2 separate regions of the Homo sapiens genome follow, and region 1 is linked to region 2. Evidence: read pairs that join two places in POLR2A ChIA-PET (ENCODE). Cell type or tissue: OCI-LY7. All regions are shown on one strand.

Region 1 (2,500 bases), 76 kb before region 2:
AGTATATGAGAAAAGAGTATTAAAAAAATCATGTTAAGAGAAATTTCCAATTTATTCAGTGAATAAATGGATATCAAGTACTACACCATGAATCAGGCTCTATGTCAAACTGAGATATAGCTGTCCTCACAGTAACAAGGTCTCTGTCCCCATGGAACTTAGGAAACTTCTGCAGTCTAACAAACAATACTTGAGTTTTGAGTTTTGTTCTCATGAAAGCACACTCTTCTACTTTTCTTATACAATATGTGAAAAGAAATTAAAGCCAGAAAAATAAAATTCAAACAACATATGGGTTATATCTGGGTTTTCTATGAAACTCAAGTAGCGTCTTACTAAAGGAAGTTTTTCAAATGTCGATATAGGGCACATCCCTATCAATTTTTATAATCCAGTTAAAATTCAAAGATAAGTGCCTGATTCAGTTTCCTGATAAAACAAGTCAGTACTCTTTAAATATATCTGTAATTTACACACTGATTCCTCATAGGTCTGAAGACTCTGCCTTTATAGTTTCTCAGTACTATCATATAAAAGTTTTTGATAACTTAATAGTTTAACCAAGACCACATGTATACAACTACCTGACTAGAAAATCCACCTCCATGGGTCACCTTTACAGAAATACTTAATTTCATGAGCGGAAAACAGCAATTTCTTATATTAAATAGCAAATTCTGAGTTAAGCCAAAGAAGAATTGTCCCATCTTTAACCAACAGACCTATATTACTAACTGTATTAAATAAAGGACTCTTTAACCAGGCATGGTGGTGTGCACCTATGGTCCCAATTATTAAAAGGCTGAGGCAGGAGGATTGCTTGAGCATGGGAATTGGAGGTTACAGTGAGCTATGATCATGCCACACTGCACACCAGCATGGGCAACATACCAAGACCCTGTCTCAAAAAAAAAAAAATAAGAAAAAAAAGTTTTAAAATAATAAGTAAAATATATGATCCTTTATTATTTATCTATATTGCAGAGATAGGAAAATTTGTAAAAGACAAAGTGGAGGAGACATTTAAGTTGAAACCTAAAGGATAGAGAAAAGCTGGTTAAGAGAAAGTAAAGAATAAAAAGAGTATGCCAATAGAGTACCATAAGCACGACTAGAAAGACAGAGAGCAGACTGTATTCCAGAAACTAGTTCAGAATGCTATGACCCTAGTCGTCTAGGGAATGACAAGATGTGAGCCTGAGAGGCAAGCAGTGGTCAGATCACACAGGTTGGGTATGCAGACTGTTGCCAGTTTACAAGGAGATTCAGTCAGTCAATCACTGTTATTTGTGGATTCTGTATTTGAGAATTCACTAACTCAGTAAAATGTATTCGTAACCCCAAATCAATACTCATGGCACTTTTGCAGTCATTCACAGACATGCTTAGAGCAGTGAAGGGTTGGAGTCTCCCTACATGCACACTCCTAGCTGAGGCTGAAGGAGACACTCTGCCTTGTTTTAACTTTCTCATTGTAAACTGGTGTTCTTCCTACAGCTATTTAGTGCCACATTTTTTCCATTTCTGTGCTTTTTCTTGGCTACAGCAATGTTTAAAATGGCCCACAAGCATAATGCTGACGGGTTGTGCAGTGTCCCTAAGCACAAGGATGCAATGTGCCTCTCAGAGAAAATATGTGTTGAATAAGCTTTTTTCAGGCACGTTATTGGCCATCCATGAGTTCAAATGTTAATGAATCAACAAAGTATATTAAATATAACTATTATTATCCACTTCCTCTAACAGTACAGTATGCCCAAAATGTATGGTGCTATGAGTTTGCATTAAAGTTTGTTGTTTGAAAAATTGAAGGCTGGGTGCAGTGGCTCATGCCTGTAATCCCAACACTTCGGGAGGCCGAGGCAGGAGGATCACTTGACCCCAGGAGTTTGGGAACAGCCTGGGCAACAGAGTGAGACCCATCTTTACAAAAAATGAAAAATTAGCTGGACATGATGGCACGCACTTGTGGTCCTAGCTACTTTGGAGGCTGAAGTGGGAGAACTGCTTGAGCCTGGGAGGTTAAGACTGCAGAGAGCTCTGATTATGCCACTGCACTCCAGCCTAGGCAACAGACCAAGACTTTGTCTTAAAAAAAAAGGGGGTGGGGAGTGGGGGGCCAGCCGCGGTGGCTCACGCCTGTAATCCCAACACTTTGGGAGACCAAGGTGGGTGTATCATGAGGTCAAGAGATCCAGACTATCCTGGCCAACATGTTGAAACCCCGTCTCTACTAAAAATACAAAAATTAGCCGGGCGTGGTGGCACGTGCCTGTAGTACCAGCTACTCGGAAGGCTGAGGCAGAAGAATTGCTTGAACCTGGGAGGCGGAGGTTGTGGTGAACCGAGATAGCACCACTGTACTCCAGCCTGGCAACAGAACGAGACTCCATCTCAAAAAAAAAAAAAAAAAAAAAAGGAAAATTCAATGATTTCTTTCTTTTTTTTTTCCTTTTTCTTTAATCTCAGAGTTTTGTTTTTAAAATTTATTTATTCATTT
Region 2 (2,500 bases):
ATTTTGTTGAAATCTAGGTGAGAAATTGAGTAAGAATTCACAATAAGGCAGAAAAATGTGCCTTAATTTTTGGCCTGAGGTTTTCCATAAGGAGTTAAGGTAAATCTTTGTAGGCAGGAGTGTGGAGGGGTTGGGATGGTATTAGTTGTCAAGGATTTTCTGCAGACCGGCAGAGGATACTTTTTCTATCCCTGGATACTGAGGTATGACCCCTGTGGACTTATTTTACTTTTTAGGGTATTGGTAGGAATTTTTGTTAGTGACTCGGTTAGGTTAACCCTGAACTTACTATAACAGACCCAAATGCTGCCATGGCAAAATTCCTTTGCAAACTGATAGGAAAATAAACTGCGTGAGAGCTGAGCCTTGTATAGGATATACCTGTTCAACAAAAACCTGGTATTACAAAAAAAAAAAAAAAAGGTGAGGAGCATAGTGAATTAGCATTTTGTATTAATTCAATAATTCAACTAGCTTTATTCCAAAGTGACCCCAAGTAAATCAGATCTGCTGTTCAAAAGTAAAGAAAGAAAATACACTTACCCAGAACAACTCCAAAAGAGTGGAGTTGAAAAGGAAGAACAAACAAACAAACAAACAAACAAAAACCAAACCCATAGCTGCTGAAGTTTCAGCCTCAGTGTTATATGCATTAATGTACAGGAGAGGTATGTGTCCCTTGATGTCCCTGGCTCTTTAACAGGCACGCATTTCAACCATGGGATTCACCATAAGAGTAAATTTTGACACATTTTGACCCAGGAAGTAAGATACAAAATTTGACACGTCTTTGGCATTTAGAAAAAACGTACAAACTAGAATTCCAGCTTTTAGTTTTCTGGGTTGTTTAGGAAGTCAATTAAAGGAAAATGACATTCTTCATGTGTTTTATAAATGCTATGGAAATTCCCTACCTAAAAGTGAATTTAACTGAGCAATAGCCTTTTACTAAGGAAGGTCAAATTTTCTTCTCTTTGAAGCCTTTCAGGCTCCTAACCAGTTTGCATATTGAGCTTCCCAGAACTATTTTCAACTACCTGGGGCAGTTGAGCATGAAGAACACCATTCTCGATGTCTTTAGCTACAAATTGGTACGCAAATGGGCTCCGGAGGCCTGGTGAGGAGGGGCACACCCCTTAAACCCGTCTGTTTATTACTGAGGAAGTTCTGATCAAGTTTATGGTGTTAAAGACTCCAACATATCAACTCCATTGAAAAGCAGGACAAGCCATTGTAAATATGAACCATCAAAGCATTAGCCATTTCAATGAAATGAAGCAAATCAATTGTTTTTCAGAAAGGTGCCTTTCAGATCTCCTTTCTCAGGTTCTGAGTTTCTGTATTAAGTTCACATTAAAACAACTTGTGCTAAGAGGATTTTAACTCAGGATTTTGGAAGGTCAGTGAGTTGGCCAGTAAACCATGATTTCCCTAATCTGTGGCAAAACAACAAACATGCTACTTTAAAGCCATTTAAAATTATTCGGTGACATTAGCACTAGGACAAAAACAAAATAGCTAAAATAATGGCAGTGATTTAGATTTTGAATTTGCTTCTATGTATCAGTTTTCTTTTATTTAATATAACATTAATTGTCCTCCCTCCTCATATCTGTTCTGGATATGTGTTAGATGCTTGTGGACTTTAGAGATGTTAGTTTTGTAAATAAAAATGTATTTGGTTAATATATTTGTAATTTTGTGTTGTATAAAATAATTTCAGATGCAAAGAGGATGTTGAATGAGGTTTCTGAATAAACCAGTAAAATAGTAATTACCATATCACATACTGATTATTTATTCTAATATTAGTTGAGTGCCTTCTATGTAGCAAACATTGGATTCAGCATTCTTGGATGTTATTTCACTGAATGTGAACATTATCAGCCTCCATGCACTGTAGGCTTCTAGAGATTGGAGATATTTTCAAAACCTTTGTTTATCCTTAGGAACTAGTAATGTGCCTAGTATATAATAGGTCCTCAAAAATGTTCTGTTAGATAAATATGAATATATGTAGGCATTTTTTTAAAATATTAATCTCTGGGCTGAGAATTTGAATTCAACATATGAAGTCATTTGGACAAAGCAAAAACAGAGAAGCAAACTACAGAATTTTTTTTTGTGTGGTCACAACAAAATTTTAGCAAATATTTTGTAAGTTGCATCTACATTTAAATTGGGAAGTGACTGAGATTAGAGGAATATATTTTGCCTATAAATTATATTGTATTGAGCAAGTATAAAAATAAACCTGCTGTTAGCTAGAAGTTTTGGGACATTTCTTGAAGGTGAGCTATTTTATTAAAATTAAAGCTAGATAATGAAAATCAGAACACCTGACCCACAGTCAAAGAATTACTTCTCTTTTAACTGGTTAGATGTTACTTTTGTATAATACACAACCTACCAACATGGATAGGTAGGTAAAGAGATAGAGAGAGATAGATAAAGAAAGAAATAGAGATGGGGTTGGAGGGGAGAGAGAGAGAGAGAGTCA

What was found. Peaks named below come from ENCODE experiments on the same cell type or tissue, not always from the same donor. Only the 100,000 strongest peaks of a DNase experiment are listed, where the experiment ranks them.
Region 1: POLR2A ChIA-PET joins it to region 2 with 6 read pairs; 3 of 35 experiments call an interaction of 5 or more read pairs at or near these places.

Annotation. Positions count from the first base shown.
Region 1 is chr1:218,291,447-218,293,946 of GRCh38, reverse strand. All of the region lies in intron 1 of RRP15 (ribosomal RNA processing 15 homolog), which reads right to left. Among named protein-coding and RNA genes, the nearest start is that of RRP15, 7.4 kb to the right of the region's middle. In OCI-LY7, no CTCF peak of the experiment used is centred here; no DNase peak of the experiment used is centred here.
Region 2 is chr1:218,215,796-218,218,295 of GRCh38, reverse strand. No RefSeq gene overlaps it. Among named protein-coding and RNA genes, the nearest start is that of RRP15, 68 kb to the left of the region's middle. In OCI-LY7, no CTCF peak of the experiment used is centred here; a DNase peak (open chromatin) is centred at 1,065; H3K4me3 peaks cover 1,269 bases; H3K27ac peaks cover 2,500 bases.